3 separate regions of the Homo sapiens genome follow, and all the other regions are linked to region 3. A link is a contact called in ENCODE Hi-C or POLR2A ChIA-PET data. All regions are on one chromosome and are shown on one strand. The core of a region is the stretch at or near the end of the contact, and the rest is flanking DNA. Distances in the headings are between cores, read along the strand shown. Region 1 holds the start of ZNF600 (zinc finger protein 600). Region 2 holds the start of ZNF28 (zinc finger protein 28). Region 3 holds the start of ZNF347 (zinc finger protein 347).

Region 1 (4,364 bases), core at 588-3,087, 370 kb before region 3:
CTTGAACTCCTAGACTCAAGCAATCCCTTTGCCTCAGTCTCCTAAAGTGCTGAGATTACAGGCATGAGCCACTGCGCCCAGCCCCTCTTTCTTCATTACTGTGCTTCCCTCCCTAATTCTGTGCATATCTCTCATTCTCCCCTTCTCTCTCTAGCTCTTGTTTTCTTTTCTTTTTCCCTGGGATTGTGCTCCTCATTTTGTACCCCTCTCCTCTCCTGCTGTTTATCCCCTTCTTCCCTCTATTACTTCTCTTCCACCTCTTCTGCTCCATTCTCACAGCTTATTTAACCTCTTTTTTTTTTTTCCTTTTTGAGATGGAGTTTCACTCTTGTTGTGCAGGCTGGAGTGCACCGGTGCGATCTTGGCTCTCACCGCAACCTCTGCCTCCCAGGTTCAAAGGTTTCTCCTGCCTCAGCCTCCCTAGTAGCTGGGATTACAGGCATGTGCAACCGCTCCCAGCTAATTTTATATTTTTAATAGAGACGGGGTTTCTCCCTGTTGATCAGGCTGGTCTCGAACTCCGGACCTCAGGTGATCCACCCGCCTCAGCCTCCCAAAATGCTGGGATTACAGGCATGACCCACAGCGCCCGGTCCTTATTTAACCTCTTGTTGTTCTTTCTCCCCAATCTTTCAATCTTCCTCAATGTCTATATATTACAGCCTCTTCTCTTATCTCTCCGTCTCCTCTGCTCTCCCTATTAAATTCTCTCTTCCCTGTTATACCCCTCTGTCCCCACTCTCCAGCACCTCAGATCCCCAGGTGTCCTCCCTGCTGTGGTTCTCCATCTGTTCTTGCCACCAGCACCACTCTGCTCTGTCTGCCCTGGCTCCAAATCCCTCCTCCTCTCCCTCACTCTGGTGAGCCTCCCTCTTTGCTGCCCCTCTCCCTACCTTGCTGTCCTTCATCTTTCTGTACATCTAGCTTTTCTCTACATTTCTCCAGTTGCTTTTCTCCTCCTGCTTTCTTAGTTTTTTTTCTTTCACTTTTGCTGTCTCTTGGCAAATTCCTAACCCATCCTCTACTTTGCCATCTGTTATGGGCCTTTCTCATTCTTCTTTTCTCTGTCTCTGGTTTTCTACTGCTCTCTCAGTCCCTCTCTCTATCTCCTGATCCCTTTGGCCCAGGCGGGTTTGGAGTAATCACAGGCGGGTTTGGAGTAAGACGCCTGCATCCCGTAGAAGCGCATTTTCCAGGGGGTGGAGCTGGACAGGAAAGAACACCTGGTATCATAGGACAAGCCCCTGCGACCCACCCCAACCCTGGCTCAGGGGAAGCGAAGACTTGGGGAGCAGCAGGGCCCGGCACCAGGAGGGACGTGGTGGGCGACGGCACCCTAAGACAAAGGTGGGACCTGCAGGATCCCAGGACCAGGCAGAGGACGCAGCCTCCCCGGGGCTGGGGCCGGGGCGCCGCGCTCCAGGTGCCAACTGGGGCGAGGCTGGGAGGCGCCCAGGGCTGGAATCCACCTCGCGGGTGAGGACTTTAAAAAGCACGGGGCGGGAATAGTCAGAAAAATGTTTTGAGCAGGAAAAATACGCGATAGGAAGTGTATACATTGCCCTATAGCAGAAAGACCGGGGACGGGACCAGCCTCCGAGCGACTTCAAACCCAAAAGCAAGCAACTTCCAGACTCTTACCGGGACGTCTCAATTTGCTCTGGGTGAAGGGAAGACAGGCGAGAATTTCCAGGTCCGTGGGGATCCCACGTCCCAGGGGCAGAAGCGCCGGGGACCTGGGAAGTGCAGACTTAATCCAAGGCAGAGCAAAACTCACGCGCCGTGGTAGGACCTTCACTCCACGCGATCCGCTTCCGGGTTTGTGCGCGCCCAGGACTGAAGCCAGGCCGGGGCAGGTTGGCTGGACCTGGGCGGGGTAGAGGCGGGGCCCCAGGCGGAGAGACCTTGCCCTTTAGAACCGGCAGAGGGAGGGCCCGGGGCGGGACCTGTGCTTCTCAGCCTCGCACTCAGCGCCTCTGTTTTTCGAGTTTTTGGAGGCGACAGCGGCCAGGAAGGCTGAGGCATGATTCAAAAGCCCTGGAATTATCTGGAACGGGAATGCAAACTAGAATGTGAAATGCAAAGCCCTGCCAGGGCGGAACATACGATTTCATGCTGATGGCCCACAGAACAGAACAGAAATCCTCTCCCTTTCTATTCTCCATTCACTCAGGAGGGAGGGTCCACCCCGTGCTCAGCTTCAAAGTGTTCCCTAGGGCCTCCGCCTGGGATGCGGGACGGAGAGCTCAGGCCAGGGAGGAGTGAGGTCACCACCTGCTGCCTAAACACAGCAGGGATGCGGGCACGAGGCGGAAGCCTGAGGTCCCAGCTACTCAGGAAGCAGCGGCGGGAGAATCCCTGAACCTGGGGGTCCAGGCCATCCTGGGCGACAAAGTAACACCCCCTAACTGCAGGGTCCTCTTCCTGATCTCTCTCTCGCTCTTTTACTTTTTTTTTTTTTTTTTTTTTTTGAGACGGAGTCTCGCTGTGTCGCCCAGGCTGGAGTGCAGTGGCACGATTTTGGCTCACTGCAAGCTCCGCCTCCCGGGTTCACGCCCTTCTCCTGCCTCAGCCTTTCGAGTAACTGGAACTACAGGAGCCCGCCTAACCCAAACAAAAACAAGACCGGGCGCGCTGGCTCACACCTGTAATCTCAGCACTTTGGGAGGCTGAGGCGGGCAGATCATGAGGTCAGGAGATCGAGACCATCCTGGCTAACACAGTGAAACCCCATCTCTACTAAAAAATACAAAAAAATTAGCCAAGCGTGGTGGTGGGTGCCTGTAATCCCAGCTACTAGGGAGGCTGAGACAGGAGAATGGAGTGAACCCGGGAGGCGGAGCGTGCAGTGAGCCAAGATCGTGCCACTGCACTCCAGCCTGGGCGACAGAGCGAGGCTACGTCTCAAAAAAAAAAAAGAAAAAGAAAAAGAAAAAGAAATATCTCCCCTAGTTTGTCTCCTTTTCCAGAATTTACCAGATACCAGTACACAGATACCAGTGCATACATTAATGTATGACTTTCATACATAGATTCTCTGATCTGATCCACAAAGAGCTAAATGTGCATCCAGATGTGGCCCCTGAACAATCCCTGCTGCCCAATATCACTGACACCTTGGGGTCCACACCCCATCTCCATCCATCTCTGGTGTGAGCCCTTCCCAGGACCATGCCCAGTGCAGCCTCTTCCCAAGCTCATGTCACTAGGTTATAGAAGATGGAATTTAAGTGAAGATGACAAGGACTGAGAAAAGGCATGGGTTAGTGTGAGCAAACGTGTGAGGCAGGATGCTTCAGACTCACAGAAGACTGGCTACTACAATACCTGGCATTTCAGAAAGGAAAGAGACAGAAGAATCCACCGAGGAATATTACTCCACCTGAGGAAGAGCCATCCCTGGCTCCTTTTCTTTGCTCCTCTTGGTGTCTTCCTCACGTAACATGAGTCTTTGGAAAATCAATCCTGTATGTAAAAAAAAATACGAGATTTAATTTTTAGAAATCACTCCCTCCTTTCCTGTGACAAAACACACACACAGGGGAGACCTCACCAGGGATAAAGATGGTTCTCTGCTGCCCACTGCACCAGAGATTATGTGGAGATAAGAAGGTGCCACAGGAAGACCTACAAGGGCAATTTTGACCTGTTTTGAGGTCTTGCTCCCTCCTGCAAAAGTCCACACACACGCTGCAGCAGGACACAGATCTTCAGGGCACAGATCTGGCCCTAACCAAACCCCATGCAGAGCACAGCCCCCTCACCTCCCTGTGGATCACAGGCTGATCTCAGCTCTCAACATGGAGGAAACTGCCTTGATGTTCAATGCTGGAGACAGATGAGAATCACCTGCACCATTGTAGGTATTATTGAGGGTGGGTCCCATACTGTGATAATAGCAATCTCTGATAAAACAGCATAGAAGCTATATTTGCAAAATGCCTGAAAACCCTAATGTGAAGCCAAGTTTGAGCTCCACTCAGGGCACCAGCCCCGCAGAGCCCCACCTTCTGGCTCTGCTCTCCGCTTGGGGACTTGTTCCCACCAGGATCCAGTGAACAGCGAAGGAGCAAAAAGGATCACACAGAACAGGCAACATGGGCCAGAGATGGGGGTGAAGGTGGGGCTGTCATGTCAAATGGGGGACTGTGGGAGAACACAAAAGTTTTCATAGAAAAAGTGATGTCAGAACAAAGACTTAGGGAAGAAAGGCTGCTTGTCACTTGCAGCTGAGTGGCCAGAGAGTCCTAGGCAGAGGGACAGCCCAGGTGAAGGCCCTGAGAAAGGAGCAACCTGAGTCCCAGAAAAAGAAAAGAAGCCTGCATGGTTACAGTAGAGGTAGGGAGGAGGACAGAGGCAGGAGT
Region 2 (4,486 bases), core at 1-2,500, 340 kb before region 3:
CTGGGATTACAGGCGTGAGCCACCGCGCCCGGCCCTTATTTAACCTCTTGTTGGTCCTTCTCCCCAATCTTTAGATCGTCCTCAATCTCCATAGATTTCCACCTCTTCTCCCCTCTCTGCTCTCCCTGTTAAATTCTCTCTTCTCTGTTATAACCCCCTGGACCCAGTCTGGCACCCCAGATCCCCAGGTGTCCTCCCCGCTGTGCTTCTCCCTCTGTTCTCCTTGCCACCAGCACCACTCTGCTCTGTCTGACCCGGCTCCACATCCCTCCTCCTCTCCCTCACTCTGATGAGCCTCCACATTTCTGCCCCTCTCCCTACCTTGCTGTCTGTCCTTCATCTCTCTGTACATCTAGCTTTTCTCTACATTTCTCCAGTTGCTTTTCTCCTCCTGCTTTCTTATCTTTTATCACTTTTGCTGTCTCTTGGCAAATCCCTCACCATCCTCTACTTTGCCATCTGTTATGGGTCTTTCTCATTCTTCTTTTCTCTGTCTCAGGTTTTCTACTGCTCTCTTAGTCCCTCTCTCTGTCTCCTGATCCCTTTGGCCCACACGATCACACGAGGGTTTGGAGTAAGACACCTGCATCTCGGAGAAGCGCATTTTCCCAGAGCTGGAGCTGGGCGGGCAAGAACACCCCGCGTCACAGGACAAGCCCCAGGCACCTCTCCAACGCGGGCTCAGGGGAAGCGGTGACTGCGGAGGGGAGATCTGGGGAGCAGCAGGGCCCAGCAAGAGGAGGAGGGAGGTGGGGAGCGACGACGCCTTCGGACAAGGGTGGGATCCGCAGGATCCCAGGACCACAGAACGCAGCCTTCCCGGGACTGGGGTCGCCGCGCTGTGCTCCAGGAACCCAGGAGGATGAGGCTGGGAGGCGCACAGGGTGGGAATACACCTCTAGGGTGAGGACTTTAAAAAGAGCCGTGCGGAAGGAGTCAAAAAAAGGTTTTGAGCAGGAAAACTACGAGATAGGAAGTGTATACATTGCCCTGTAGCAGAAAGACCCGGGACGGGACCAGCCTCAGGGCGACTTTAAACCTAAAAAGAAGGGGCTTCCGGACTCCCAGTAGAACATCTCCATTTGCTCTGAGTGAACGAAGAAAGGGGAGAACTTCCAGGTCTAGGGGGACCCCACATCCCATGTACAGAAGTGCCGGGGACCTGGGAAGCTCAGACTTAACACCACACAGAGCAAAACTCACCGCCCGCCGCGGCGTCACCGTCATTCCACGGGATCCGCTTCCTGGTCTGCGCGAATCTGCGCGCGCAGGACAGAAACCAGGCCTGGGTGGAGCCAACGAGGAGGCGAGCGGGGCCCGGGTGAGGTGTGGGCGGGGCGCGAAGCGGCGAGACCTTGCCCTTTAGAACCCGCAGAGGGCGGGGCCGGAGCGGGACCTGTGAGTCTCAGCCTCCTCCCAGGCCATGTTCTCAGGCTTTTGAACCCGGGAGATACAGCTTGCATTGGGCCGAGATCGAGCCACTGCACACCAGCCTGGGCAACAGAGCCAGACTCCGTCTCTAAAAAAAAATAAAAAAATAAAAAAATAATAAAAAAAAAATTTGCTTGTGCGAGACAGGGATACAACATTACTCTTTTCCGTGTGGATATCCAGTTAGTTGTCCCAGCACATTTGTAAAAGAGATCTATTACTTTCTCCTTTTTATTTACATTTTTTTCTTTTCTTTTTCCCTTTTTTTTTTTTTTTTTTTTGAGGCTATTTCTCTGTCGCCCTGGCTGGAGTGCAGTGGCGAGATCTTGACTCACTGCAGCCTCTGCCTCCTGGGTTGAAGCGATTCTTCTGCCTCAGCCTCCGGAGTAGCTGGCACTACAGGCACACCCACCATGCCCGGTTAATTTTTGTATTTTGTGTAGAGACAGGATTTCGCCATGTTGGACAGGCTGGTCTCGAACTCCTGACTTCAAGTGATCCGACTGCCTTGGCCTCCCCAAGTGCTGGGATTACAGGCCTGAGCCACTGTGCCTGGCCCAGGAAATACTCTTTACTTTGCTTTTTAAATGTTGAGAAAATACAACTGAAAACTAAAAAATCTTCCCCGAAATGAGAAATCATCTTCATGACAAAACAGGAAGAAATAAGAACTATTCTATTAATGAATAAGCCTTAGACCAGAATGTGTTGGGAAATAGAGGCAAACAGCTAAGAGGTTGAAAAGAGAGAAAGAAACTTCATTGTTCTATGCAACCCGTTAAGTACATGTTTTCAAGATAAACACTAATCAGTCCTCAGGGAAGATTAGTTGACAACAGCCTTGGTCGCACATAGTTCATCCTGGCTGTACTTGGTAATGGAGGTGACTATCTGTGTCAGCTAGTTAGCTTCATGCAGAGAGAGGGGAATTACTTTAACCCACGTCTTTTTGACAAGTGTGAGTTTTACAACATGGAGGCAGGTGCCGTCTCTAGTGAGGCTGCTACAGTCCGACAGAAACTGACGTCAGCAGTAAATAATAAAATTTAGAATACATAATTAACTATAGAGTTTATTGGAACACAAAGCTTGAGGATAGCCACCTGGAAACGTCAACTCCAAATGAAGGGGGCCCGTGTTCCCAAGTAGAGACGTTAAGGTTTCACACACAGGGAAAGACAGAGAAGCTTTACCAGAATCACATTTTCCATTCAAGGCCAGTGCATAGGCTGCAGCAAATTGATTGGTTATGGATTGATACACTTCAAGGAAGGTTACTTTATCACTCCATAAGAAGGGACAATGATGCCAACAGGTTAGTCTTCCTAATTATTTACAGGTAAACTTTTTTTAAAATTTATATTAGGAAACTAAATTTTATTGCACTTTTTGTTTTGTTTTGTTTTGGTTTGGTTTTTGGTACGGAGTCTTGCTCTGTTGCCCAGGCTGGAGTGCAGTGGTGCAATCTTGGCTCACTGTGACCTCCATCTCCCGGGTTCAAGCAGCTCTCCTGCCTCAGCCTCCTGAGTAGCTGGGATTACAGGCACACGCCACCATGCCTGGCTAATGCTTTTGTATTTTCAGTAGACACGGGGTTTCACCATGTTGGCCAGGCTGGTTTCTAATTCCTGACCTCAAGTGATCCACCCACCTTAGCCTCCCAAAGTGCTGAGACTACAGGCGTGCGCCACCGCACCTGGCCAGTAAAACTCTTAGAAGTTGCGCCTGCACACCACTGGACTCAGGTTGCATGACCACGTTCCTCTCAAAGCTCAGAATTATTTAAATGTCCGTAGCTTTAAATTTGAAATATTTGATGTTTGAATTATTTAACTTCCTACTGAGATATAGGTACTATCGCCCTTGTAGTTTGCCTTACAAGGATCGTTCCCAAGACCTTCAGAAATACATCCTTGGGTCATTAAACTGAAAAAAGGCTTAGTTACTTTCTAAAAAATACCACTTCAGGCCAGGCGCGGTGGTTCAAGCCTGTAATCCCAGCGTTTTGGAAGGCCGAGGAGGACAGATGGCCTGAGGTCGGAAGTTGGAGACCGGCCTGACCAATATGGAGAAACCCCATCTCTCCTATAAATACAAAAATTAGCCTGGCCTGTTGGCATGTGCCTCTATTCCCAGCTACTCGGGAGGCTGAGGGAGGTGAATCGCTTGAGCCCAGGAGACACGGAGGTTGTGGTGAGCCAAGATCACGCCATTGCACTCCAGCCCAGGCAACAACAGTGAAACTCCGTCTCAAAAACAAAAAATAAATAATAATAATAATAATAATAATAAATATGGCCGGCGCAGTGGCTCATGCCTGAGTGAGACTCCGTCTCAAAACAAAATAAAACAAAACAAAACAAAAAACAAAAAAAACACATTACCAGTTCCACAGTAGGGTGTCCTCAAAAACAAAGGAAATGCCTCCTCTTTAAGTTTTTCTTACATAGGCATCCAGGTAAATACAAAGATATGTCTACCTGCCGGTTGGCTGACAGTCTAACACAACTTATTACTTTGTTGATTTAAAGCTATCCATGACTGGTCGCGGTGGCTCATGCCTGCAATCCCGGCACTTTGGGTGGCCGAGGTGGGCAGATCACCTGAGGTCAGGACTGTGAAACCAGCCTGGCCAACAGGGTAAAACCCCATCTCTACTAAAGATACAAAAATTAGCGAGGTGTGGTGGTGCGCGCCTGTAGTCCCAGATACTCAAGAGGATGAGACAGAAGAATCAATTGAACCTGGGAGGCAGAGGTTGCAGTGAGCTGAGATTGTGCCACTGCACTCCAGCCTGGGTGACATAGAGAGACTCCATCTCAAAAAAAAGAAATAACTAACTTTAAAGACGAAAATAAAGAAAAATCTGGAGAGGTCTCAGGAATCTCTAGCCAGTCTGATTGGAGAGTGTTCTTCCTCACTGAAGTCAGACACCAAAAACCGTGAAAGCTGGCTGATTTCTGAACTGCTGAAGTTCCAACAGAACATAACCAGATATACAAAGAGATAACGTGGATGATCCCAAGAAATTATACACAAATTTATAAAACAGAGA
Region 3 (4,545 bases), core at 581-3,080:
ATTTGCAACTGCATAATTTAAGTAAACGTATTTTAAATGTGTTGCATTATTTTAAACCCAGAAACCAATGTCACAATGTCATCATCACATCTAATCAACGCACCACTCACCTGGACTCAGGGTCCCTCTCTTGCTTCCATACTGTGTGTTTCCCTCCCTCATCCTCTACATAGCTCTCATTCTCACATTAGCTTATTTTTTATTTTCTGTGTTTTTCCCCTGGTTCTTTGCGCGTCGTTCTGAGCCCCTCTCATCTCCTGCTATTTCTCCCCTTCTTCCTCCGCTTGCACCTGTTCTGTCCCATTCTGGGGCCTTGTTTCAACTCTGATTCCTCTTTCTCCCCAGTCTTTTCATTGTCCCCAGTCTCCATATATTTCTGCCTCTTTCTTCTCCCATCTCTGCTCCCTCTGTTGAATCTCCTCTTCCCTTCTACACCTCTTGCCCCACTCTCTGGCACCCCCAGATCCCAGGCCTCCCCCTGCTGTGGTTCTCCTTCTGCTCTCCTCGTCACCGGCTGTCCCCTCTTGCTGTCCCAGCACCACGCTGCTTGTCTGCCCTGGCTCCAAATCCCTCCTCCTCTCCCGGACTCTGTCTGAGGAGCCTCCCACTTTCTGGCCCTCTCCCTACCTTGCTGTCCTTCATGTCTCTGGACATCGAGCTTTTCTCTACATTTCCCCAGTTGCTTTTCTCCTTCTGCCTTCTCAGCTCCTTCTCTTACCATCTGCAAATCCCTCGCCCATCCTCTACTTTGCCATCTGGTTACGGGTTTCCCTCACTCTTTCCTCTCAGTTTTTCTACTTCTCTCTCTGTCTCTGCCCCTTTCTCTACCTGCTAATCCCCTTGGTCCACACATTCACAGGAAGGTTTGGACTAAGACGCCTGCATCTTGGAGGAGCGCATTTTCCAGGGGCTGGAGCTGGGCAGGCAAGAACACCGGGTGTCACAGGACAGGCCCCGGGCACCTCCCCAGCGCGGGCTCAGGAGAAGCGGGGACTGCGAAGGGGAGGCCTGGGGAGCAGCAGGGCCCGGCACGAGGAGGAGGGAGGTGGCGGGGCGACGGCGCCTTAGAAGAGGGGTGGGGTCTGCAGGATGCCAGGACCAGGCAGAGGACGCGGCCTCGCCGGTACCGGGGCTGAGGAGCTGCGCTCCAGGGGCCGACGAGGGCGAGGCTGGGAGGCACCCAGGGCGGGAATCCACCTCGCGGGCGAGGACTTTAAAAAGCCCGGGGCGGGAGGAGGGGTCAGGAAAGGGTTTTAAGCGGGAGGAAGACGCGAAAGGCCGGGGACAGGGAGAAGCCTCAGAGCTACTTCAACCCAAAGAGAAGCGACTCCGAACCCACACCGCGAGTCAGCTGGGGTGGAGGGCGCGGTGCGGGGATCTTAAGGTCTGTAGCTGCCGGGCGCAGTGGCTCACGCTTGTAACCCCAGCACTTTGGGAGGCCGAGGCGGGCGGATTACCTGAGGTCAGGAGTTCGAGATCAGCCTGGGCAACACGGTGAAACCCCGTCTCTACTAAAAATACAAAATTAGCCGGGCGTGGTGGCACATGCCTGTAATCCCAGCTACTCGGGAGGCTGAGGCAGGAGAATCGCTTGAACCTGGGAGGCGGAGGATGCGGTGAGCCGAAATCGCGCCATTGCACTCCAGCCTGGACAACAAGAGTAAATCTCCGTCTCACCAAAAAAAAAAAAAAAGAAAAAAAAAAAGGTCTGTAGCGAGCCCGGGAACTGGCTGCGGAAACGGGGCACGGCGGTTCGCAAGTTTAATCCATACTGAGGGACACTCACGCTCGGCGGCGTCACCCGCACCCAACACGATCCGCTTCCGGAACTGCAGAAAACTGCGCGTGCGCGGAAAAGAGCCCGGGCACTCTGGGGGCGGGGCCTGGGGAGAGGCGGGGTCTGCGGACGAAACGCTGGGGCGGAGCTGGGGCGGGGTCTGCGCTTCCCTCAGCCTGCCTAGCCCGCAGTCTCATTTTTCCCGGTTTAGAAACGCTGGAGTGTTCACTATGTCCCCGGGAGCACCGTTCCAATTTGAAGCAGTTTTAAGGTGAAAGAATAGACTTACGTGGACCACTTATGATAGAAACCAAAATGATTTCCTCTTACCAAGTTGAAAACGGTTTATGTTAAAATTGTTTGCCGGCGGGTTGGACCCAGTCCTGCTAGGGAGTCTGCTGCAGCTCAGGAACGGGGATCTGGGAATCGGGGATCTCGGTCTGGGAACTGGGATCTTAGTGGAGGATCCACGAGGCACGGCGATTGGATCCAGCAATTCCTGCAATTAAAATGTATTTAATTTAACTAAAATGTCTGGAAATTATCTCTGAGGATGATTCAAAGTAGAATGGGAAATGCAGCATCCTACCTGGACGGATATGCAATTTAATGCAGTAGCCCAACAGAACCTCCTTTACATTTCAAATCCCCATTCTCCCCAGTGGAAGAGTCAAGCCTGTGCTCAATTCATGGGAAGGTTAAGGCCGATAAGTTAGATCACCAAGGGCTGCTTTATTGTTCTTTAAAACATATATTTTTGTAAAGATGGGAGTCTCGGCCCAGGCTGGTCTCCAACTCTTGACCTCAAGCAATCCTCCTGCCTGGGCCTCCAAAATTGCTGGGATTACAGGAGTGAACTACTGTGCCCAGTCAACTACTGATTTAAACCATGTGAATTTTTAAAAAATAGAGATAAACTGCATTATTTTTGCTTATATTCGTTATTCCGTTCCACACTTGAAATGACTTAACCACAAACAACTTTGACATAATCTTTCTTTGCATCAAAATATGCTTAAATCAATAATTTCTAAATATCATGTAATTTCAAATTCACTTTATGGGCATTCTGAAGGGAACTTGACACAGTACTTTTTATTTTAAAATTGTAATCTATATTGGGTCTATTTTTTTGTTTTCTGTTTCTTAATGTTCTATCAGATGTGGATAACAGAGTGTGGAAAATAGTCACCACATGACAATTGGATTTATTTTCGCCTAAAGAATAGTTTTCCAGTATTTCTAACGTACCATCCCAGTACATTGACTGAACTAAAGACTCACAGGGATACCCTTTTTTCATGTTTATAGAGAACCTAGTTTATACCTGCTATTGTCTTATGTACATTTTCATGTCACACAATTTTATCTCCAAACAACACCCTTATTTATATACACCGTATAGTTTTCACTTTAACAAAATATTAAACGTTTCATCTGGGTTACAATATATGAAAGAAAAAAATAAAAGGGAAAATCATATTAAAAAATAAAAAGTAATTTTACTACAATTGAACATAAACCATGAAATATATTGCTCAATACCATAAACTGAAAATAACATTTCCATAGCCTTTGGAGAAATGCCCTTCCAGTAAAACTGCTTAATCATATTTATTATGTAAGAAACTTTTCCACAGATTTTCACTGAGTTAGTATAAAAACATCTTAGGCATTATAACTAAACAGGATTTCAAAAACATTTTCAACAGTTGTGTTATTTTTAATGAGTCCTATGGGTACAGCGGAAGAATAAATGTAGAATATTACTATCAAGAAAACTAGGGCAGGGCGTGGTGGCTCACACCTGTAATCCCAGCACTTTGGGAGGCAGAGGCGGGTGGATCACTTGAGGTCAGGAGTTCGAGACCAGCCTGGCCAACATGGTGAAACTGTCTCTACTAAAAATACAAAAATTAGCCAGGCGTGGTGGCACATGCCTGTAGTCCCAGCTACTTGGGAGGCTGAGGCAGGAGAATCACTTGAACCTGGGAGGTGGAGGTTGCAGTGAGCCGAGATCACGCCACTGCATTCCAGCCCCGGTGACAGAGCAAGCCTCCGTCTCAAAAAACAAAACAAAACAAACAAACAAAAAAGAAAACTGGGGTCTTCCCAAACCAAGAATTCAGAACTTTCCAGAGTAAATAATTCAGTGTACTAGCGTCAGTCTCCATTTTGTGATGTTGTACTACTAACGCTTTTACAGCTCTGCACTTCTGTTCTGCCCATTTGGTCAAACTGGTCATGCTTGAGTGCTTCCTCCTTTGTCACTAGATGGACGTTCAAACCACACAAAGCTTCCTCTAACCCATCCCCACACCTTATCAACCATAACACACCAAGCAAGTTGCTTATCTGGGCTCTCAAGCCATTTTTAGACCAGCTTTGGAAGTCTACCCAGCTTTCCCCAGAAACCCACATTATGTAATAAACAGTCTCATAACACTTCTCAACCAACCTTTAGGTGAAGTTCAATACAGTTCCAGTAGAGAGGTCACAAGTTCAAATGATCAAAATGTTATGAGGGTGAACATACAAACTTTGTCGTTTATCTGCCAGGAAAAAAAAAAATCTGAATGTGTTATGTTCTTTCTTAAAAGAAAATTTATATATATTAATTTTTCCAATTGCCACTGAGCATTCCAAAGGTAAAAAAGAGATGTTGTTGTTTTTATCCATATTCCCCACAGTTTTTTTGTTTCCTAATATGTCATATTTTTACTATACTTGTATTTTCACTTCAGGTACATCAAGATAAATGCCATAGG

What was found. A loop is a pair of places that touch in the nucleus more often than their neighbours do. ChIA-PET counts read pairs that join two places held with the same protein, here RNA polymerase II (POLR2A). Pooled maps may share reads with other maps.
Region 1: a pooled map shows a loop between it and region 3 (6-fold over the local background). The contact joins the promoter of ZNF600 here to the promoter of ZNF347 in region 3. A Hi-C loop is called at or near these places in 7 of 50 pooled maps. POLR2A ChIA-PET finds 5 or more read pairs at or near these places in 4 of 52 experiments (H1, activated B cell, activated T-cell and 1 more).
Region 2: a pooled map shows a loop between it and region 3 (19-fold over the local background). The contact joins the promoter of ZNF28 here to the promoter of ZNF347 in region 3. A Hi-C loop is called at or near these places in 8 of 50 pooled maps. POLR2A ChIA-PET finds 5 or more read pairs at or near these places in 2 of 52 experiments (CD8-positive, alpha-beta memory T cell and Panc1).

What each region holds. Positions count from the first base shown.
Region 1 is chr19:52,784,954-52,789,317 of GRCh38, forward strand. ZNF600 (zinc finger protein 600) reads right to left here and starts at 1,838. Exons shown (of 6, transcript NM_001321866.4): 1 at 1,642-1,838. RefSeq lists enhancers at 798-1,656, 1,657-2,514 and a silencer at 1,847-1,996.
Region 2 is chr19:52,820,383-52,824,868 of GRCh38, forward strand. It overlaps ZNF28 (zinc finger protein 28), which reads right to left and starts at 1,251. Exons shown (of 4, transcript NM_006969.5): 1 at 1,204-1,251. It also overlaps a transcript of ZNF600 not described here. RefSeq lists an enhancer at 1,196-1,697.
Region 3 is chr19:53,157,223-53,161,767 of GRCh38, forward strand. It overlaps ZNF347 (zinc finger protein 347), which reads right to left and starts at 1,831. Exons shown (of 5, transcript NM_032584.3): 1 at 1,787-1,831. RefSeq lists an enhancer at 1,734-2,028 and a silencer at 1,764-2,013.